Linked DNA regions of Mus musculus: all the other regions are linked to region 1. Evidence: chromatin loops called from intact Hi-C (ENCODE). Cell type or tissue: heart. All regions are shown on one strand.

Evidence for each region. Peaks named below come from ENCODE experiments on the same cell type or tissue, not always from the same donor. Only the 100,000 strongest peaks of a DNase experiment are listed, where the experiment ranks them.
Region 2: it touches region 1 in a loop (2.0-fold over the local background); 8 of 42 quality-filtered maps call a loop at or near these places.
Region 3: a loop joins it to region 1, with 4 times the contacts of the local background. A loop is called at or near these places in 4 of 42 quality-filtered maps.

Annotation. Positions count from the first base shown.
Region 1 is chr8:61,483,499-61,491,498 of GRCm38, reverse strand. Cbr4 (carbonyl reductase 4) reads right to left here and starts at 3,765. Exons shown (of 5, transcript NM_145595.2): 1 at 3,509-3,765; 2 at 1,439-1,559. The coding sequence starts at 3,650. In heart, a CTCF peak has its summit at 3,564; DNase peaks (open chromatin) are centred at 2,668 and 3,768; H3K4me3 peaks cover 1,496 bases; H3K27ac peaks cover 1,141 bases.
Region 2 is chr8:61,393,698-61,401,697 of GRCm38, reverse strand. It overlaps Sh3rf1 (SH3 domain containing ring finger 1), which reads right to left. Exons shown (of 12, transcript NM_021506.2): 12 at 5,626-8,000. The coding sequence ends at 7,861. 5730405A17Rik (a long non-coding RNA gene) reads left to right here. Exons shown (of 4, transcript XR_001778559.2): 4 at 239-385. Among named protein-coding and RNA genes, the nearest start is that of 5730405A17Rik, 30 kb to the left of the region's middle. In heart, no CTCF peak of the experiment used is centred here; a DNase peak (open chromatin) is centred at 4,377; H3K27ac peaks cover 779 bases.
Region 3 is chr8:60,887,016-60,895,015 of GRCm38, reverse strand. It overlaps Hpf1 (histone PARylation factor 1), which reads right to left and starts at 4,588. Exons shown (of 8, transcript NM_028299.3): 1 at 4,480-4,588; 2 at 1,156-1,315. The coding sequence starts at 4,527. In heart, no CTCF peak of the experiment used is centred here; a DNase peak (open chromatin) is centred at 4,645; H3K4me3 peaks cover 2,098 bases; H3K27ac peaks cover 1,115 bases.

The sequences.
Region 1 (8,000 bases):
AATCTGGATGCTAGAGGACTGGCTCAGCAGGTAAGAGCTCCAAGTGCTCCATCAGGAGAACTGAGTTCACTTCCCAGCACATGTGTCCAAAAGCTCTCAGCCACCTGTAACTCCAGCTTCAGGGTATTATACATCCACTTCAGAACTCCACAGGCAACTGCATACATATGCACGCCGCACGTGCACTCTCACACACACACACACACACACACACACACACACACACACACACACACTATTTTAAAATAGCAGAACTAAATATTTTTTAAAAAATCAAGTCAAAACATACGTACCAGAATTTTTTCTGGATTAAAATATAGTATAAGCTATGCTTTCTAGCTAAGTGCTGGGCAGTCCCATTTTGAACTTGGCTTTAAAACCACTAAGATAGCTGTTGATAATCCAGAAAGGAGCCACAGGGAAGGCAGGATTCTCCACCTCTCTGATAGACTGATAAATACTGCCAGTGGCTAAACACAGTAGCAAGTAAACAAATGGTTTAAGCTACTGCCAGTTTTGCCTTCTTTAACGGGGCTGTAAATCTAAATACTTTCTCCTAAACAAACCCCCCCTCATCCTATTATTATTACATTTATTATCCTACAAACATTACTATTAAGCTTGTTATGATCAATGGAACTCAGAACACTGGCTTCCTGTGAGAAGAGACCAAGGGAGTCTTCTGGCATGCTAGGTGATATGCCGGTGATGGTTGTTAGGACTGATCCAACTGGACATTTATCTCATCATAAAAGAATTAGGCTAAAGAAATGGCTCATTGATCAAGAACACATACTGATCTTACAGAGAGTGCAGGTGCAGTTCCAAGTAGCTCACAGGCTCCCGTATCACCAACTCCAGGGATTTGATGCCCTCCTTTCGCTCCTGTGGGAATCCACACACTCCGCACGTACTAACATGCAGATACACACACCATTTTTAAAATAAAAGAATGTATGATAATTTTCTAAAAAGCCTTTCCAGTTAGAAATAAAACAGCCTAATATATTGTCTCATACTGATGTGGTGTTCGGAGTGAGAATGGTCCCCGGAGGCGCATATATTTGAATGCTGAGCCCCAGTTTAGAACCAAGTTTGGGAAGGATTAGGGAGTGTGGCCTTGTTGGAGGAGGTGTGTCACTGGGAGTGGGCTTTGAGGTTTCCAAAGACTGGCTCCATTCCCACTGTGCCCTATCTCTGCCTCCTATATGCCAATCACAATATGGGTTCCCGGCTGCTGCTACCCACCATGGCTTTACTCCACCAACATGGCTCTAACACTCTGAAACCATAACCTCAATCGAACACTCTGTTTTATATATAGCTTTGGGTCATGACATTTCGTAATAGCAATGGAAAAGAAACTAAGCCATCAACGCATTAAGAAAAAAAATCTTTTAAAACAGGTATCACAAATTCACCTCAATCTTTGACCAACCTGTTGATACCGGCTGCATTTACCAAGAAATTTACTGGACCTAAATGTTTCTCCATCTCTTGAAATGTACTCTGAACATCTTGTTCTTTGGCAACATCACACCTAAATGCCAAGTGGTTTCCTACAAAACAAAGTTAAATCAGAATTACCTCTAAATCTTAACTTGAATTTCGAATTTATTTGCTTTATGATTAGACTCTTCAGCAAGCCTGTGCTGGGCCGAGCAATGACAGCCAGTCATGGGTTCCTGCCCTCAGAGCACACGATGAAAGGACAGGGTGGATGGAAGTGAAGGAGAAATAATGAGGTTTGTTTTTTCCGTCTTGTGTATGAGTGTTTTGTTTTTGTTTTGCTTTGAGATAAGGTTTTACTGTGTTGCCTAGACTGACTTCAAAACTCAGGCTCATCTTGCCTCTGCCTGCCAAATTCTAGGATACAGCAAGTACATAAAATAAAACATTATCGAAATCTAACTTTAACTTTGGAGTTTTCTTGAATGGGAGATTTAGACACAAGAACTATGGGTACCTGGCTACCCATAATGTTGGCACTTGCTGGACTCACAAGTTCATGGCTATTCTGAGTGACACCTCAAACCCTTAAGAAGAAATAAGCTTGGAAAGTCTAGAAACAAAAGTGGTCAGGGCCAGCAAGATGGCTCACTTGATAAGGGCACTTTCCACCACGCCTAACAATCTGGGTTGAACCTTTGGGTCCCATACAATGAAAGGAAAGAACAGACTGTCCTCTGAGTTCCTCAGGTGCACAATGACATAGATGTACTCATCCAACCAAATGAATAAATGTGATTTTTAAAACTGCAATTAAATCTGGGCATGGTAGTGTATACCTTCCGTCTCAGCTTTGGGATAGGAGATTACTACTGTAAGGTTGTGGCCAGCATGGACAAGAGAGGTGGCTCCATAGAACTCCCTGATCCCTATCACCAAACTCACGAAGTCACTGATGGGCTTGGGGAAGCAACCCTGACTTCAAAGTAAACATATTCCCTATCTGATAAGCTACCATATTAATATATATGCTCCTCAATTTATGATAGGGATACATCAAGATGAACCAACTATATGATGGAGAGCCGAAGAACAGGTAACTAGTACCACAGGGCAAGGTGGAGTATCTAGCAAACTGGAAGCAATGCTGACTGGCTAGGTGTTGAGGCTCGTGTTCACACCCAAGGTGAACAGATGTGTTCCCCTGTGTTCCCAGCACGGAGGAGGCAGAGACCAGCTCCTGATCCAAGGGAAACCTAGGCTGCGTAGTGAGACCCTATGTCCGAGAAAGCTGGATACCACACCGCAGGTTCAGAGTGTACTCTGTACTAAAGACATCACCGTCCCATCACAGTAAGGAGATCTCAGCAACTGGGAAGCTGAGACACGAGATCCACAAGTTCAAAGCCAGTGTGAGTTACATATCAAGGCTATTTCCACATAAGTAAAGAAATATAGTCGGCACCAGACACTCTTAGACCTACAAGATACCCAATGCTTTCCTGATAGTGACATGTATTTTTCTCCATTCTTCAAGTTGTCTTCTCCAAACGAGACTTAAACTTGCAATGCAATGACTAATCCGTTAATAACCTGGGGTTGGGGGGGGGGGGGCTGGAATAGGAATACAATCAAAGGGCCTGGGAAAACAAATTAGTAACTTACTAAAGTCATTGATGGGCTTGGAGAAGCAACCCTGACTTATCAAGAGTTTCTCTTTGAAATACTGTCGGGTGCCTTCGCAAAGGGCAAGAGCTCTCAGCAAAATGCAATCTAGCCATTTGTATCTGACTTCTCTACTTTCAGTATAATCGCGTCCATTCTCTCCTCCCAGAGGCCAGAGCAAGGCAGCTCTCAATATCAGCACTGGCCGCGGGGAAGGCAACTACTTGTCAGGGGTCCTTAGAATCTGCCTGGAGTAGGCGAGAGCCCCTGTGAGTGTTTGGTCATGGGGCACGAGCGATCTGGGGCGCAAACCCGGGTACATGGGCAGGGCCCGTGGACTGGAACTCAAGGACTTGCACCTTGGTCGCACGGCGAGGACACTTCCGGTACATACCGCCGAGCTCGCCGGCGGTGACTTTGGCCACTTCCAGGTTTCTGGAGACGATCGCCAGACGGTAACCCTTCTGGGCCATTAGCTGGGCTACCGCCCTGCCGATCCCCCGGGAGCCTCCAAAAACCGCACAGACTTTGTCCATCTTGGACCGCGGACCAGCAAGATGGATCCCTGAGACTCAGAACTTGTAATAAAAGACACAGCTACTGACAAAACCAGTATGCTCTCCTTTCAACAGACAACCCAGGCCACAAAACAAGGCGCGAGGATTAGACGTCAGTGCACACGGACTCTTCGAGGGTTGCATTGCATTCTGGGACTTGTAGTCCTTACTCTCTTGCACTTGTGAGCATTTTAGTAACTGCTGCTGGATGCCTATTCCCAAGCCTGGTTAGTTCTATGAGGGTAAATGTCCTGTCAAAGAGCACAAGCCGTGTGTGGTGGCTCAGGCCTGTTCACTCATCACTGTTCAAGGCCAGCCTGGTCTAGAGAGTGAGATCTTGTCTCAAAGACAGCAACAAAGAAAGAACACTGTGTAGAGGGATTCAATAAATGCTTGTACTCCTCTTTTTGAGGAAAAGACCTGCTATGTTACCCAGGCTGGCCTCAGATTCTCTATGATTCTCCTCCCTCAGCCTCCACAGAGCTGCTGGCATCTACAGGTATGGGCCTCCACGCTCTTCGACTGATCAGAATAGAGTAAAGATTAAAGAGCAAGCTTAGGTCATTATTGGCAATATTGGGTTCCTATACTCCTAAATAAGATATCCTGAGTGCTTTTTTTTTTTTTTTTAAGAAAAAGTTAGCTGGGCATGGTGGTGCATGCTTTTAATCCCACACTAAGGAGGCAGAGGCAGGTAAATCTCTTGAGTTGAAGACCAGATTGGTCTAGAGTTCCAGGACAGCCAGGGCTGCACAGAGAACTCTGTCTCAACCATGCCTCCCAAATAAACAGATAATAAATAAATAAATAAATAAATAAATAAATAAATAAATAAATGGCATGATTTGTTAGCATTCTAGTGTAAAGAGAACATTTCTTGACAGAATATTAGTGTACTAAATAAAAAAGTAGACCATAGTCCCTATTGGAGGTAGGGAGAATTCTGGAGCAACAGGACTAACTCACATAAAACTCTAATGGGCTAAATTGTTTATTAAAGTACAAAGTTGTATTAACACCAGAAATCAAAAGGCCAGTGAGGACTGAAGGCACAGCAAGCTGGCAAAGCCGGGTCTGAGTATTGATTTCTAAATTGGGGAGGGGTGGGGACCTACCAGAAAAGTTGCACATTAATTTTAAAGTTTTTCTTTTTCTTTTTTTTTTACCTTAAAGAGAATACTATATAGTTTATTAAGCAAAACATGAATGACCAGATTTATGTTGCTACAAATCCCATGTTCCAATGTTTTATGAAGTTTTTCATTGTAATAAAACAAAGCCATACATATTTTTAACCCATCAAGTCTAGCTAGTGGTGTGAGTGTGTGTGTGTGTGTGTGTGTGTGTGTGTTCCACTGGGTATTGGAGACAATCTTCAAATATGTTGGTTGTCAGAGAAGAAAGGTAAATACCAACTCAACTAAACACCCCTAGATCTACAATGACAATCTGCCCTGAATGTGACATGCCCATGCAATAGTTGTTGGTTACATAAACAATGTTTATGCAAAAACCATGACTGGATTTAAGGCCCACCCCATGAAGCTAAGCCTGTCAATACTTGGTGACCAAAAACCTGAGACTAAATAGGCCTAGGGGAAGTACCTACGACAAATATCACTGTCCTGATGAAGTAATGTAGCAATAAAAAAGACTCCAAATGACATTCTGCTATTTCCCTTGGTCAATGTCATACTCAGCCCTCACCGGAGAAGCTTCCTCTTCCAGTATACGGGAACTAACAGAGAGCCACACCTGGACAGTGTGCAGAGAGTTAGAGGTTGGGATACTCACTATATGTTCTAAATGGGATATCTTCATTAAACCCGTCTGCTCAGGGTTCAGGGATCTATAACAAAGATGTGGAAATAGTGTAAGAGCCAGAGGGGAAGAAAGACACTAAGGAGAAAGTGTCTTCTAGACGCCAGGATTGATGTAGATATCAACTCAGAAACTGTAGTAGCATGCACAGAGCCTACACAGGTCCAAGCCAAATGGGTCCAAGCAAGAGGGAGAAGTGGACATGGATTTCCAGCCTTAACCCAGAAGCTGCCTCCTATTAATAACTGCTTGCAAAGGAAAATTAGTTTGCTCCAGCAGACTTTCATTGAATATACAAACTACACTAAAGGGTAAGGCCAAGGCCAGCAGTAAACTGCTGACACCAAAGAAACTCACTGGTATGTTTGGAATTTTTTTTTGTCTCATCTTGCCCCATTTGAACAATTTTTTTAAACCTTACTACTCTTTTGCTTGTATATTGCGGTTTCTAATTTGGGGTTTCTAAATTTCCTTGTATGTTTCTCTATGTTTCTTGTGGGGTTTTTTTGTTTGTTTGTTTTTTGTCTGTTTGTTTTTCTTTTTTTTATAGAACATGATTTTAATATTTTCAACTCTTAATATTCAACAAACAGAATAATTATTTTAAGATATATTTCATTGTTATGTCTCCATTTTATGATTTTATTAATTTGGATATTGTCTCCCTGCCCTCTGGTTAGTCTGGCTAAGGCTTTATCTTGTTGATTTTCTCATAAAGAGCCAGTTCCTGGTTTTGTTGATTCTTTGGATAGTTTTTTTTTGTTTGTTTGTTTGTTTCTATTTGGTTGATTTCAGCCCTGAGTTTGATTGTTTCCTGTCATCTACTCCTCTTGAGTATATTTGCTTCTCTTTGTTCTAGAACTTTCAGGTATGCTGTCAAGCTGCTAGTGTATGCTCTCTCCAGTTTCTTTTTGGAGGTACGTAGAGCTATGAGTTTTCCCTTTAGTATGGCTTCCACTGTGTCCCATAAGTTTTGGTATAATGTGTCTTCATTTTCATTAAATTCTGAAAAACCTTTAATTTTTTCTTTATTTCTTCCTTAACCAAGTTATCATTGAGTAGAGTGTTGTTCAGCTTCCATGTGTATGTGTGCTTTTAGTTGTTTTTCTTGGTATTTAAAATGAGCCTTAGCCCTTAGTGATCAGATAGAGTGCATGGGATGATTTCAATCTTCTTGTATCTGTTGGGGACTGTTTTGTGACCAATTATATGGTCAATTTTGGAGAAGCTACCATGAGGTGCTGAGAAGAAGGTATATTCTTTGGCTTTAAGATGAAATGTTCTATAAATATCTGTTAAATCTATTTGGTTCATAACTTCTGTTAGTTTCACTGTGTCTCTGTTTACTTTCTGTTTCCATGTCCATTGCTGAGAGTGGGGTGTTGAAGTCTCCCACTATTATTGTATGGGATGTGCTATTTTGAGCTTTAGTAAAATTTCTTTTATGAATGTGGGTACCCTTGCAATTGGAGCATACATGTTCAGAATTGATAGTGGAGCATACATGTTCAGAATTGATAGTTCATCTTGGTGGAATTTTCCCTTGACCAGTATCAAGTGTCCTTCCTTGTCTTTTTTTGGTAACTTTTGGTTGAAACTTGATTTCATTGTATATTACAATGGCTACTCCAGCTTGTTTCTTGGGACCATTTGCTTGGAAAATTGTTTTCCAACCTTTTACTCTGAGGTAGTGTCTGTCTTTGTTGATGAGGTCTGTTTCCTGTATGAAGCAAAAATTCTAGGTCCTGTTTATATATCCAGTCAGTTAGTCTTTGTCTTTTTGGGAGAATTGAGCCCAATGATATTAAGAGATACTAAGGAAAAGTGACTGACTTCCTGATATTTTTGTTGTTAGAGGTGGAATTATGTTTGTTTGGCTATCTTCTTTTGGGTTTGTTGAACGATTACTTTCTTATTATTACTTAAATCCTATAAGAAAATTGTTGGTTACATCCATAACGTTTATGCACCTGTGGGCGTGTTCTTTCCAGGACACTTCTTAGTGCAGCATTCCAGGTTCATATCAAGACTACTGATGCTTTTACCCTCAAGCAGCCTACTTAGCTCCTTTTCCTACTATGAAAGCTAATGAACAGGAAAGAAGGTGTCTGATGAGTACCAGCTTGATGTCTCCCAGTCCGATGGCAAAGTGTGTGGTGTCTTCAGCAGTAGGGTCTTCACCAAGAGTAATGGCAACCCCCTGCATTGTCTTGAGGGTCTCTAGTCTCCCCTTGATTGACAACTTTAGGGGTGATATCTCACACTTGACACTGTTTTTGTTTGTTTGTTTGTTTTTGTCTTGTTTTTTTTTTTTTTTACTTGTTAGTCTATGGGTTGTGGAAGGAGTATTATTCCCCTATCTAGGGTATAGAGCTAATTATTTTAAAAGGCAAAAGTGGTCAAGCCTTGGCCATGAAAGTCTATAATCCCTAAAGTCCCTGGAGAGCTGAGGAATGAGGTTCGAACGTTCAAAGCCTACCCTGATTACAGAATGAGTTCAAGAATAGC
Region 2 (8,000 bases), 90 kb after region 1:
CTCGGTCCCTGTGAGTTCATATGAGCTTGGCTCAGTTGACGAAGAGGGCCTGGCTCTCCTGGTGTCTGCCATCCCCTCTGGCTTTTATTCTTTCTGCATCCTCTTCCACAACGTTCCCCGAGCTCTGAGGGAAGGGATTTAATGGAGAAATCCCATTTAGGGATGAGTGTTCTAAGGACTCTTAGATTCTGCGTAATGTCTAACTGTTGGTCTTGGTGTTTGTTCCCATCTGCTGCAGGAGGAAGTGTCTCTGATGATGGCTGAGCAAGGCACTGATCTATTTACCACTGAATGTACCAGAATGTTATCAGGAGTTATTTTATTGCTGCTATTTTTTTAAGAATGGTAATTGTACTGGCTGGTTTTGTGTGTCAACTTGACACAAGCTGGAGTTATCACAGAGAAAGGAGCTTCAGGTGAGGAAATGCCTCCATGAGATCGAGCTGTAAGGCATTTCTCAATTAGTGATTAAGAAGAGAGGGCCCATTGTGGGTGGTGCCATCCCTGGATTGGTAGTGCTGGGTTGGTTCTATAAGAAAGCAAGCTGAGCAAGCCGGTGGAAGCAAGCCAGTAAGAACATCCCTCCATGGCCTCTGCATCAGCTCCTGCTTTCTGACCTGCTTGAGTTCCAGCCCTGACTTCCTTGGTGATGAACAGCAGTGTGGAAGTGTAAGCTGAATTAACCCTTACCTCCCCAACTTGCTTCTTGGTTATGATGTTTGTGCAGGAATAGAAACCCTGACTAAGATAGTAATATTTGCCTTTACCTTAGTCGCTGGGCTATTTAGTCTCAGATTCTTGGTCACCCAAGCATCGTTGGGTATGGGGTCTGACTTGAGGAGTGGGTCTCGAGTCAAATCAGGCATTGCTTGATTACTCTCCAGAGCTTTGTGCCTCCACTGCCCAAGCATAGATTGCTGGTTGGATGCCATTATAGATCAAACAGTTTGTGGCTGGGTTGGTGTTTACATTTCTCTTTGGTAGTCTGAAGAATGCCCTCCTGTACCAGCGACACTAGAATATTGGGGTGGAAGGCTCTGTGTAGCTTGGCCTCTTCATGTTCAATGAGTTATGTGAGCGTTGTCTTCAGCATGGGGGCCTTGCTGCCCGTTTGTGGAGAGCAACCCACAGTCTAGGCAACAACCTGGATGTTTGAGCAACCTTATGAGCCCCTTTGTCCAACAACTCGATTAGATGTAAAATATTCCCAGAGCTGGAAGCTTCATCTGGTGACAAAGGATGGCCACTTGGTACTTCATCTCCATTATTTGGTGACTTCATTTAGATGGCCTCATATATGTATGCAACTTAGAAAGCTTCTGCTGTATAAGGTTCCCATTTTACACGTCAAGTGTCTTTTTGTTTTAGCTGTTTCTCCCCATAATCTCTGTGTTATGATGCTTCAACATCTGAAAGAAAGAAAGAAAGAAAGAAAGAGAAAGAAAGAAGAAAAGAACAAAGAAAGGAGAGAGAAAAAGAAAGAAAGAAAGGAAGGAAGGAAGGAAGAACGAAAGAAAGAAAGAAAGAAAGAAAGAAAGAAAGAAAGAAAGAAAGAAAGAAAGAAAGAAAAGGAGAGCTTAAGAGATGGCTCTGGATAAAGCTGCTCACATCAAGTCTAATGATTTAAGTTTGATGGCTGGGACCCATATAACAGAAGGAGAGGAGAGAATAGATTCCCATGAGTTGACCTTTGATCTCCATATGCACATGGTTGCTTAGGCAGGTATACAGACTTAGAGACACACACAGACATACAGGCATACAGCCTCTCTCTCTCTCTCTCTCTCTCTCTCTCTCTCTCTCTCTCTCTCTCTCTCTCGGTTTGTTAGAAATTGCTCTTTTAAGGGCTGGGCAGTTTCTAATATAACCAAGGCCCTGTGAGAACATGTACTTGATATACAAACTAACCAAGCCCCATTAGCACTAGATCTCTACTCAGGGGCACCCCAGCATTCCTTTGTCTTCATTGCCCAGGGCCAGGTGCCAAGCATCCAGAGACCACCCAGCAGCCTAAAGCTGATGAAATTACTTGAACTGTTCATCCTGTCTGACTTGGATTTCCTGCAAAAATCCCATCCAATCCCATCCAATCCTGACCTAAATATTCCCTTTACTTCCCTCTTCTACCTCCTGCACACTCTGAGTTGGTGTTGGTGTGTGTGTGTGTTGTGTTTTGTTTGCAAATATTTTTCCTTTAGTGGTCTTAACTATTATTGCATCCTGCTTTTTGAACTCTCTAGAGCCTCTGAGTATAATAAACAGGGCTTTCCTGGGCTTCTCTTCTTGTAGCAATATCTGAATGAACGGCTCGTAAAAATACAAAATATGGCTCAGGATCGTTGCTGCACTATGACCATCCAGCTACATGGTATACTTGAAGACAAGGGTAGGAAACAGCAAATGCACAAAATGACAAGGATACTCTAACCCAGTTTGTTTTAACACTTTAGTGTATATCAGCAAGAACCCAGTAGACTAGGGCATGATGATGTATGTCTAGAATCCTAGCACAGGGGAGGCTAAGCAGGAAGATCCCGATTTGAGGCCAGCCTGGGCTACACAGCCATACCATGCCTACCATGATGACAACCAAACCTAGCTAGGAAGTCAGTTGTTTCTAACTTGAAGGGGAACTGCAACATGAGCGTTGAGAGTAACCCAGATTCTACTTAATAGCAGAGGAGAAAGGATAAGAGAAAGACAGGTTCTGTCCCAAGTCATTTGCCTTTGCTTTCTTTTTGTTCTTTTCTTAGGCACAGAAGCTCTTTACGTGTGCAGGCCTTTATCTTGTTGTCTGCTACAGGAACTGCAGCAGTGGTTCTAACCTTCCTAATGCTGCGACCCTTTAATACAGTTCCTCATGTTGTGCCGACCCCTCCCTCCCAACCATAAATTACTTTTGTTGCTACTTCATGACTGTAATTTTTGCTACCTTTATGAATTGTAAATATTCTTGTTTCCCAGTGGTCTTAGGCCACCCCTGTGGTAGGGTCATTCAACTCCCAAAGGGGTCATGACCCACAGGTTAAAAAAAAAAATCACTGAATTACATTTTCCCCATTATTCTTTTGATGTTGGTTATGGTGTTTTAGCATATAGATTATCAAATATTCTGTAGTCGAATTACTTTTTTTTTCTTCTACAACTTTTGGGTTTGAATCATATTTAGAAAGGCTTTCTCACTTTAGAGTCTGTCTGTCTGTCTCTGTCTTTGTCTCTCCCTCTCTCAAATACCTTTACAAGCATTTTGACCTTGCAAGCTTCAACTCCAAGGTTGGCCACCTCTTAGAACCTTTTTTTTCCTTTCTTTTTAAATCTCAATAGCAGTGGTATATGGCTCACTGATCGCAGCTGGGATAACTCCCTTATCTTTGGAGACTAAATTATTGCTTAGTGCTACTTAGTCTGATCCTGTACAAATATACGGAATGGGGACTCAAAGATTAATGTCAGCTGCTGTTCCCTTTTACAGTACCGGAACCTCTGATCCTTGTGTGAGACAAGAATCCACCCTGTGCAAGATCTGTATGGTGTTCTGAAATGGGAATCTAGACAGCTAAATCAGGATCTTCTGACAATGGACAATGTACGTGTCAAGGGTGCCAACTTCCTCATGGACTCAAAATCCTACATAGAACTTTCCAAAGAGCAATAGCTGACAGTTGGCTGGGAGCCTCGCTGCAGACATCAACAGTCGATTAGCACATATGTTGCATGCTTTACTGTGATATGTACAAACACTGTGGGCCTTCACTGCAAGTACTGCTCAGGACTTTCTGGCAAGAGGAAGGCTCACGTGTTGATCACGTGCTCACACGGTGACTAAGCAGGCGTTTCAACTCCTGGGCACACTGCAACACTGGTGGCCACTGGGTTGCTGCAGCATCTTCTGTGGGCACTTTTATGCAGTTATGGTTTATGCTGCATCTTATATCTATAAACATTTCTCCTATTTTTTTTTTCTGTTTTCGTTTCTTCATTTCCGTTGCAAATAGCACCTTGGACAGTCTGTGTTTATGTAAGTTTTGATAAAATTTTAACTTTTAAAATAACAGATCTGTGTTTATTTTATGATAGTAAATGTTATCACCATACATGTTATGTTTTTTGTTTTTGCTTGACAGTGCTAGGTTTTATGGTCTGTCATGTATGTTCTCCCCCCCCCCCCCAAACTGTTACAAATCTCTAAATCTTGTATCTACAGGGACCTGCCCAGTTCAGAACTTTATCGTTCAAGGGTTAACTGTAATAGGAAACACTGTGTATATTAAAACTGTTACTGTTTACTTTGGCTGGTCACTTCTCAGTCAAATAGCTCCTTCCTGTGTCTGCTGATAAGGGCCTGTGGGATAGGCAGAGCAAAGTCCCCAGCACTCCCCACAGTCTGGATTCACAGCAAGGTCACTCCCTTCTGCCAAACTTGGACACTGGCTCATCTTGTCCGTAAGTACACTCCAGTTTCTTTTCAGAGGCAGACAGGTTCCCTTTCTTGAAGTATTGTCAGTTGGATCCTACTAGATAAGGCCAGTTTAACTGGGGTTTTAAAACACATTACAAATAACTTCATATGAGCCAGCGAGATGGTTCAGTGGGAATACTTGCTGGGTAAACAGGATGATCCAAGTTAGACACCCAGGAGACACAGTGGGAGAACAATTCCTGATCGATGTGCATGCTCCTGCACCATGTGTAGTGATGATGATGGTGATGGTGATGGTGATGATAAAGGTCTAGATGGCTCAGCAAGTGAAGGTATTTACAATCCAGGCCTGCCAGGTGAAGGTAGGAGAAAACTGATTCCACAAATTTGACTTCCACGTGTGTGCTTTGGCACATATACTATATATATAGTACAGTTGTCAATAGATAAACAAATTAAGTATGAAAGAAAGAAAGAAAACACGTTTTCCTCTGACCCTCACATTCACTAGTGGGATACATAGGAAGAGAGGACTGCGTCACAATTGGCTTACACAGGCAATTACAGAGGGAACTTCTGGCAAAGCTATAACACAACCCAAACTTCCTGATCTTTAATGATTTGATATGGTAGCCTAAAGTCAATAGAGAAATATATTTTTAAACGAGAATGTACGTGGACCTTTGATCTTGTGGGAGATTAAAATCCTGGTGAGCTGAGAGACAGCGTTCCCACGCCACACTATGTATTTGGTTGTGGGCCTGCTACACCCACGCTTAGAAATCAAACACTTGCTAAGTTATTTTAGGAACCCGGAGGGATCAAGCTCAGCAAGTGTTACACACTGTCTTAGGAGATCCAGAACTCATTGAAGAGTTTAAGTTTCTTGGGGAATAAAGTTAGTTTGAGAGAAAAAGAAATCATCACCATCAAGCCAAGCCTCATAGAAGGCACCCTCAGACGGAGATTCATCTGGAGTGTTACCAACTAGAAATCAAGTCCAACGTGTCCGTGCTGAAGAGGGCAGGAGTCCTGGGTTCCCTGGCGCTGGAGGTACAGGCAGCTGTGGTCTGGCCTGAATTCAGGTTCTCCACAAGAATGGTGCAGGCTCTTAAACAGCTGAGCCGCCTCTCCACCTCCAAGAGGTTCTTATTCATTTTAAGGCGCAAATTCTTCAAAGATTGATTAAAAAAAAAAGGGCCTAGAAGGGTTGAACATCAATTTTTAATAATGAAACCTTTCATCCAGTCCTCAAAATTACCATAAAAGGCATGAGAAATTGTCGACTTCTCATCCCCACCACGGTGTGACAAGCCCTTGTTACAACATCCATCTACTGTCTCCAAAAAGCCCAATACAAAACCCACACATTATATCACCTAGTGATCTACCAACAGATGAGAGTTTAACCAGCGTTATACCAGGAAGCTATTACCACGGATACTTCAATCACATAGCTGAAAATATGGAGAAAAGACAGGTAAAAAAAGAAATCATCTTAACTTGTAGTAGTCTTTTTGCTTTTTTAAAATTTCTATAAAATACACTAATATCCCAAAATAAAGAATATTATGACACATTGGTGTCGACTCACACAGATGAAAGCTGATGTCAGCTTTTTTCTAACTAAAGTTCATTTCACCAAACCTTTATATATTACATGAATATCCAAGTAAAGTATTTCTTTAAAAAAAAAATTCAACACAAAGGAACATAATATACAGTGTTTTTATATATATATAAAAAAAAATCAATTAACAGGAATGATTCCACTTCTAGCCACATTACGTATCTCTTTAAGACAATGGGATCTCTTGCCATTCTGTGACTCTTCAGTTCATGTCAATATTTCCCAGCTACTTTTATCTTAAAGTTAAAAAAAAACAAAAAAAAAAAAAAACAAAAGGAAAAGTTGGTTGTAAGACTTCCTTACTCTCTTACCCAGAAGAGAACCGTAGAACAAGGTCATTCACTACCAGGCTGTCTTCCCTCTATCTGCTCTCAGGACTAGCCAGACCCACAGCTGGGGTGGAATTGGAAGAGAGCATCAAAGGATGGATATAAAAAGATGGGCTCAGCCAGACCCTACCACAATTGTAAGGTGTGGGCACAGCCACTCCCAGCAAGCCTTGCCGAACAGTCCCAGGAGCGAGTGGTCTCCCAGAGCTCGCCCTTCACATCCGTCCGCTGGGAGGACACATGTGGATAAGCATTTTAACTACTGGTGTGCTGGCTAACGTGTGCCTTCACCCGAGAGGGAGCAAACATACTTAAGACATCTCGGTCAGTAGTGGTGGTGGTGGTGGGGGCAGGGGCAGGGGCAGGGAAGAGATCGCTGTGTATGTTAAACCTCCTGTTATCGGTCAGTTCTGAGTGAAAATTGCTATGAAATACACACACCATGCACAGTCCACACCACTGTGGGAATCCGGTATCACATGCAAGATGGCGGAGAAATCACGATGGATGAGTGGAAACGTTCACAGTGTTTTCTTACAGCCTTTTGACTTTAACACGAGTGCATCTCTTACCACCACTGTCTCACAAACTTTTACTGTGTCTTGGGGCATGCGGATCACTTGGGGATAGAATGGGAACTACGGTTCAAAGCCACTCACACACAGAGACTACCACTTTCTCTCACTTCCCACGGCGCTGCTGCTTGTGCTAGCAGACAAACGCGTATTTCCAGTCAATGGTTGTGCTTTAGTTTGCGTCTTTCTTTACCCACTTCGTTTCAGGAAAATGAAAAACCCACAAAAAAGAAATCCAGGATTAGGTCTTCAGGTTGATTTCTGATCAAAGCAGACAGATGGGGACCTACTAACTCCTCTACCTGGAGTCTGCCGGCTCCCCTCCCCAGGTCCTTCCCGGTACTGATTCAGCTGTCTGTTTGGAAAACTGGCATTTTTGTCTAAACGGAGCCAAATATAACGGCAGGGAGGAGGGCAGCAAGCAGGGGAGGGGGAGATGCAGTCTATGTCAAAAAGAATCTCTTGCTCTCAACAGACAGGAGAGAACCCAGCTTCTCCTTAACCATCATTTCATAAATTAATATTTTCTAAAAACCATAACCCAAAGAATTTGCTATTACAAGAAAGTTCAAGTTTTAAAAAAGCAAATAAATTAGTTAAGCCTTGTAAACAATTGTCCATTTTAGTTATACATCTTAAAAAAAAAAAGACATTTATCTGTAAAGTCCATTAGACATTACAAGGCACACTTTACACATCAGAACCCAGAGAGACGGAACCCACACAGGTGTGTCCTCCTTCCCTCTGCCCCTGGGGTAACCAGGCCGGGGCTCTGGAGTCAGGTGCCCATCTTCTGCTCGGTTCTTGAAGATCTGGAAGTCCACAGATGTGCTCTTTCTATGAAACTGCTTTGTGCTCTTTAGTCACACGTGGTGTGATGATAAGCTTTCTCCGTGTCCCGTCTTCTCAGATGTTTTCCACAAAGCTCCCTGGGAAAAGGCCAGTCTTCCCATTCCTCTGTAACGTGCCTTTGAACCAGCCGTCCTCTCGTTTCTTATGAACAAACACAATATCTCCTTCCTTGAGTTCAAGTTCGGCCTCACTCT
Region 3 (8,000 bases), 600 kb after region 1:
GACATCAGTTGAACAGAAATGTAGCACTGAATTTATGCTTTCCCCCTTAAACTTACTACTGCATTAGCTTACGCTTAGAGCATTTCTGCCTTTCCTTGGCCCCAGCCAAGCTGCTGTGCACCCTTCCAGGCCTAAAAGCCATGCACTTACCTTACCTCACCACTATCTGCTATAGCTACAAACATACAGGTTAAGGAGACAACATAGATTAAGGATAGAAAACAAAACCAAACCAAACCATTCCCTTTCCTTCTCATGAGCTGTCACTCCAGGTCTTTAGACTTCCAACTTCAGAGTGTCTGCAGCTTTCCTAGGAGGGTTACAAACACTGAAGCCATTTCCCTCTCCCTGTCTCTCTCTCCAGTAAATAGCCTTGATGCAAATTCTTAGTTTACCTAGTCCATTAAGACACGTTTATAGACGTAAAATGACAATATATGCACCCGCTCACTTTCCTTAATTCTGTATTCCTTAAATGAAGGAGTGTCCTGAAACTGCTTGCCTTGGCCAATAGGTGACAGTAGCATATTTAGCATTATGGTTTGTATATGACCTTAAACCAAAGCAGCTCATGTATGGAAAGCACAGTCCCCAGCTAATGACATGAGTGTGACTAATGGTTACATGACCTTGAAGGGTTCATCTTATCCCAGGACTCTTGCTCCCTAATGCTCTTTGCTTCCTGTCTGACATGAGGTAGGCACTTTCTGACACATCCTCATGACATAAGGTATCACTGACCCCAAAACAATAGAGCAAACTAACCATAGTCAGAAACTTCTGACCTGTCCCTGTCCTCCTGCTGGGTAAAACCATGATGTAACGGACGCTGTCCTCCTGCTCGGCTGTCTTTTCACATCCCAGCAATGAAGTTGACCGACAGAAATATTAACTTGTTCTCTGACTACATACCTCACTCACTAGAAAGAACTGTGGGAATGTTCTTTTGTCTTCTCTTTATTAAGATGGTCTCACTGTGTATCCTAGGCTAGCCTGAAACTTACTCTCAAACCAGTATCTTAATTGCTGAGACTATAATAGGCATGTCACCATGTGTGGCTAAAACCACTTTCTCTATGAGCTGTTTCTGTCCTTCCTCCAGTTTCCTGTCATCTCTTGCAGTCACAGGAGCAGAGAGAGACTAGACAGACTCACCAGCTGGCTTTTCAGGATCAAGCTCTTCACAGAACTTCCAGAAATGATAGAAATCTTCAGGCAGTGAAAGCTTATAAAGATTTTCCACTTCTTTTCGAAGGTCACTGGAGACATCAGCCTCAGAAAACTTACTCTTCTTCACCTCAACTGTCTTTTCACACTGAAATTGGCATATGAAACTTAAGTCCTCCCAACGAACTTCAACAACCACCCTTGCACACCAATATTGCTTACTGGCCAGTTTATGGGCACCATACACATTTTCCTAAATACCTTATGATTGTGAAGTGTGTGTGTGTGAGTGGCTGCTGTTGAGGCTAGAGGAGAGCACTGATCCCTGGAGCTGGAGCTGGGAGTTGCCCAACAGAGTGGACACTGTCCTGGGTCCTCTGCAAGCCCAGTGCATGCTCTTAGCTGCTGAGCCATCTTTCTACCTCCATTTTAACATGTTCAAACAAACAAACAAACAAACAAACAAAAGCAATAACAAAAGCATGAGCTCGTGATACTTAAGTAAACTCCAAGAGATTCTTTTGTGCAAAGAACACAGTTTACACGGTGGTCAAAAAATACCACCCAAAGCATGTCTCTAAATGTGCTTCTCCATAGCAGAGACAAACAAACCAAGAAGAAACAAAGGGAAAATGTAAAGCTGTCATAAAGGCATAAAAGTTTCAGCTCTATTTTGGTACCAAGATGCCATCACATCATCAGGCCTTTCACTTAAACAGACTCATCACGCACACCAGAAGCAAACGATCACAAGTAACTGGATACAAAGGACTTATCAGATAAAAGCTGTTTCTGTTAAGTACAAGGGCACACACCTGTCATGTTATTACCCAGCAACCATAGCACTTAAGAGGACTGCCTGAGCAAAGCCATCGTCGGATACATCTTTAAGAACAAACAAAACGAATGTACAATGGCACATATGCATGAGTAAGCCAGGATGAGACCAATTTCTTTGTATTCTAACCTAAAACATAAATAATGGGGGAAAAAAGCTGTTTTTTCAGGAACTCCAACCATAGTTAGGTCTGCACTACTTACCACAATCATTACTACCCTTCCACTTAAAACCAGATAACTTCCTTTTGACATTCCAAACAAAAAGAGAGGAGAGGTATGGTATAGTTAAGGATCAATATGGGAATATCCTCTGAGCTAAAAACCATGTCTTTCGGAAAAGGCTTTGTAATGCTAAGATTTGCATCTCTAGCACCCATGCAAATTAAAGGTTAAAGGATGCTATTGGAAACTGGCTCAGTGCTACCAAGGCAACTTGCTTACTTTGCGTATCTGTCTTGTTTTCTAAGTACAATCTCTTTCTTTCTGGGAACTTAGATCCTTGTGGTTCTGAATCCAGGCGAAACTCGGCACATTCTACCCGCAGCAGGACCAGCGGCACCTAGTGCTGCAGAGGCTAAGGGATACAGCTCAACGCCGCCCAGTGCGCGGGAGAGCTGCCCTCAGCAAGCCAGTGCCGCTAGAGTCGGCATTTCTCACCCAGGTGTTGATAACTACATGTTCTCAGGGGTCCAACCATATGTATTGGTAACTGTCATTCCAAGCCTACACACTGTATGTACAAGTCAGGCATCGGGTAAGAATTGTTTTTGACAGCACTGTCCTTAGGAGGTTGAAATGCCAGCCAACAGGAAAATAGATAGTTACAGGGCTTTCAAACACTGGGGAACAGTAACTAAATGAAAGAAAGAGAAGTACAGTTAGACAACATGGCTCAATCTTTGTATGATGTTCAATTAAGAAAACCCCCCAAGATTAGATAGATGTGTGGTGGTTTTAAACAGAATAGCACTTATAAATTTGAGTACACCAAGGAATGGCAGTACTGGGAAGGACTAGGAACTGTGGCCTTGGTGGAGGAAGTGTGTCACTAGGGGATAGATAAGACTTTGAGGTTTCAAAAAGCCCATTCCACGCCCAGAGTCTCTCCCTTCCTGCTGCCTTCCAGTCTAGATGTAGAACTCTCTGCTTCTCCTGCAGCATACCTGCCTGCCTGCTACCACGCTTCCAGCCGTGGTGATAGTGGACCGAACCTCTAAAACTGTAATCAAGCCCCAGCTAGGCACTTTTTTTTTTTTTTAATGGTCATGGTGTCTCTTCACAGCAGTAGAATACTGACTAAGACAAGATGTACCATAAAAGCTTTTTAAGGAAACAACAAACTCTACAAGAAGGCAAGGGTAACTCCAACTTCAGGGTGATAGCCACAGTGACTAGAAGCGGCAGGAAATGCTTAGGCAAAAAGGAAAAGGCACCCAAATGGGTAGATGCAGAACTGTGGGAGTGGTTTTACATACAACGTATTTGGTCACATTGTCCCCTTCCCTAACTCCACATGACTTCAGGGACTGAATTCAAGTCATCAGTACTATTACTCTCTACGTCATCAAGCTGGACTTTGTTTAAGACAGGTCTATTGTAACCCAGGCTGGTCTTGAACTTGTAATGTAACTGAGGAGGACACTGAACTTTTGGTCTTATTGCTTCTGCCTGACAAGGCTGTTCTCTTTAAACCACATTTTTAACTTGGTGTTGTGAGAAAACACAACACAACGAGAATAATACCTATGTTCGCCATCCACTGGCCGTTAAGCCTTAGCAATCGCCTCACCCTACCCAGTTTAAAACATAGCTGGTGTCACTTTTGTTAAACGTTCGTTTCCCTGCTTAACTTCTCCCATTAGCTACTGTATGCTTAAGGAACCCATGAAATCATGTAAGAGTCCAGACTGGCCAATCTATCACTCATCTGAGAACCCGTATCCCTTACACTTCCAGGTCAGGCTACCAAAGTAGCCGGGCAGTGGTGGTTCGTGTCCTGGAGGCAGAGGCAAGAGGGTCTCTGTGATTTGGAGGCTACATATTGAGTTCTGATCTACATATCAAGTTCCAGGACAGCCGGGGCTACAACATAGAGACTGTCTTAAACAAAAGTCTTTAATAACTCCAGGGCTTGTTAATTCCAGCATTTTCTTTTACACACCTGCGTTAACCCCAAGCAAAAAAAAAAACGAAAGGTGAAATGTTTGTTCGCGTGTGCCTCGCCGCCCTGGCAGCTCCTCCAGTTTCCATCAGCTGGTTAGTAAGTGAATGAGTGAGTGAGTGAGTGAGTGAGTGAGTGAGTGAGTGAATGAATGAATGAATGAATGGTCCGTCCGCTGGCTGCAGAGCTTCGTGGGAACTGGGCTGGCGCTGGAAAGGAACGACTTCCCCGGGCCATTGCCCCGCAGGGCGGCCCTCGGCTCCTCCACGGCCCATAGCGTCCCCATACCCAGCGCATCCCGCCTCGCCTACCTGCGGTCCCGCCCCGGCCGTCCGGCGCTTCCCGCCACCGCCAACCATCCCGCAGCCGCAGCGAGCGAGCCAAGGCCCGCGCTCCTGCCGCTTCCGAGCGCCCGCTAGTGCTTCCGGGTTCAAAAGCCGCCAATCCGAGCTGCCGCTTAGCCACTCAGAGGCGCCAATTTAGAGACCAGGCTCCGCCCCCTGAGACGGAGGAGGACGCAAGGCCCGGTCCGCAGACCTGGGGTGGCCCCGCCCCCCCGAACGCAAGCACCGCCCCCTGAGCTACATCCGGGGCCCCGCCCATTGCCTAGCGCCAGCGTGCGCTAGAACCTAGACTATATGACTATTGAATTTGGGTTCTTAAGGAGCGATAAACTTCGTCCTCATATGCTCAAGAGAGATAGCTTTAAGATGCTGCCTCACTTCAGCCTTTTCGTTTTCTTTGTTTCTACTCATTTAAAGAATTAATTTTTTGCACTCCATCCCTTTCTCTCTTTTTTTTTTTTTTTTTTTTTTTTTTCCGAGACAGGGTTTCTCTGTGTAGTCCTGGCTGTCCTGACTCAGAAATCCGCCTGCCTCTGCCTCCCGAGTGCTGGGATTAAAGGCGTGCACCACCACCGCCCGGCTTCCCTTTCCCTTCCTATTGCACTATTGTCTAACACTAAGTAAACCTATCTTTTCTCTTTTCTTTACCTCCCTCCATTTCCTTCCCTTTATCTTCACATCCTCTCTCTCTCTCTTTCTCTCTCTCTCTCTCTCTCTCTCTCTCTCTCTCTCTCTCTTCTCATTTCTCTGTTCTTCATTCCTAATACAATTCGTTTTTTGTTTTTGTTTTTACAAATCTTGGCTATGCTTAGTGTAAGCCCTGTACCACGAGCAGCTGCAGCACCCCGAGCCAGTTTAAAAAGGCACACTGTCAGGCTCTACCCAGAGCTTAAAAATCAGAATCTGACTCTCAGGAAGAACACAGTTTGGAAGACACACTCCTCCACCACCTTCCCCTTCTCTTCCTTATTCACAATTTGTATACTCTCATTTTGTGGAACATATCCTTGGTTTTAAACTTATTTTATTTTTAGTTATATGAGTGTAGATTTGTAGATTTGTGTGTGTGTGTGTGTGTGTGTGTGTGTGTGTGTGTGTGTGAGCGCGTGTCCCACAGATGGCAAAAAAAAGGCATCGGATTCTCTGGAGATAGAGTTATAAGTGGCAGTGAGCCACTCGACGTGGGTGTCCTGCAAGGGCAGTGTATTACTCTTCACCACTGAGCCTTCTCCTCCGGTTTTGAGGAGCACTTCAAACCAGGGGCACAGCTGCTCCCTTGCTGTAACTGGGGCGGGAGTGAAAGAGAAAATAAAAGACCTAAAGGTCGCACTCCCTCCATCCTCCTCCTACCCCACTCATGTACTCATCTGGTACATGTTTCACACCAGCTGAAAGAATTTCAGCACACCTAACAATACTTGAAAAGACTGTGATAATATAGGCTAAAGTCTTTAGAGAGCTGTTTGAAACAAGAGTGTGGAAAACAGCCAATAACCCATACTTGGGATTAGAATGTTTGTTTCCATATGACCTTTCATACTAACCTTTATCTCATTCACAATCCTAACCAGTGCACCTCTTAAACTACTTTATAATCTCATTTACAAAACGAGATTCTTTAAAATAAGCGAATCCATTCTTTTTACATTTAATTTTAAAACTTTAATCTTTGAGGCTGGTTATAAATTACATTATTTGAACAATGTAATTTCAAAATCTCTATCAAATATAGATTTTTTTTACAAAAAGACATTAAAGCACATCTCTTTCTTATCCTGTTTTGTTTTTGTTTTTATTTATTTGTTTCATTTATTTTTGTTTTATCTTTTTTTTTTGTTTGTTGGTTTGGTTTGTTTGTTTGTTTTGGTCAAGTTGACCTAGGGTCACCTGGGAAGAACCTCAATTGGGAAAATGCCTTTATCACATTGCCTGTAGGCAAGTCTGTGAGGCATTTTCTTGATTAATGATTGATGTGGGAGGACCCAGCACCCCGAGGGCTTTGGTACCCCTGGGCAGGTGGTCCTAGGTCCTATCAGAAAGCAGACTGGACCAGGCATGAAAGCAAGCCCCGTGCTCCACCGTGGTCTCTGCTTCAACTATTGCCTCCAGGTTTCAGTGTGAGTTCCTGAGTTCCTGCCCTGACTTCCCTTCATGGTGGAGAGGAAAGGGCTTATTTCTTCTTATAATGCAAATGTAATATCTTTTTAATTACTTGTTTTGTATTGGTATTGAGTGTACCCCTTGGAGCCCAATAGAAGAAAGGCTGGAAATCTGAATAATCTCAGAGTGTGTCCTCCATGTAAACAGGTTCTCCAGGGAAATAGCCCATAGACATTCATTCTTTGTCTGTCCATTTTGTCTGTCTATTCACCTATTCAGTTCACATGATGGTCGAGAAGTTCCACAGTTTTCTCCAACTTGGGAACTCAAGAAAGCTACTTCTGTAGTTTGAAGCTCTGGAATCCAGGATGCTGGTGCTTAGAGTGGAGTTTTGGGCCTTAGAAATGAAAACTATAATCACTGAACACAGGAATAGAAGGATGACAAAGCTCGAGAGTTCTAGCTGGGGAAAGGGAATAGAGCAAGGGAAAAAGAACAAGAGGAGAAAAGGAGGAGGAAGAGGAAGAGGAGGAGGAGAAAAAAGAGACTTTCGTTTTATCCAGACCCTGAGTGGACCTAATGGTGCTCATTAACACATATGAGGATAGTCTGTTTTATTCTGTATTTTACATACTTTTTATGCATTGTCATCTGGAGTGATGCTAATGAACTTTATATTACATGAAATTTCTATGATGACATCAGTACCCAAGATAAACAACTTAGAGAGAGGGAAGGGGATTTCTTTTGGCTCAGGTTTTCCATTCATGTAGAGAGAATCTCTTGTGCACTGTGTGGAAGCAGCGGCTGTCAATAAAAAGCTGTTAGCCTATTCAGCTTCGGCAAGAAATAGGAAGAAGGCATTCCAGCAGGGAGAGAGGATTCTGGGATGAGAGTCAGATGAGGGGAGAGATTTGCCCCAAATGTTAATGGAGACAGAAGCACGAAACTGAGAAGAGGTAACCAGCCCTGTGGCATTCATAGAACAGAATAAACAAGTTAAGTTATAAGCTAATTAGGAACAGGCCCTCATGTATAGCCTAGGCATTTATTAAGATACAATTCAGTCTCAGAGTTGTTATTTGGGGAACTTGAGTGTGGGTGGGAAAGCCTGTGGTCACATGTTCACTTAGCTCAGCTCTGTGTTTCTGGGTCTGTAGTAAAGCAGTCTATCATGGTGGAAAATGGCAGTAGGAGAACGTTTCTTGCCTCATGGCAGCCTAGAAGATGAGGTAAAGTAGGATGGTTCTAGGACATGATGGACTCTTCACAGCCATATCCCCAGTGACCTATTTCCTCAAGCTTCCCCAATTTCCACCACTTCCCAAAAATGCCATTGAAATCTAATTCGCCAGGGGATTAACCTCCTGATTAGGTTAGAGTTTTCA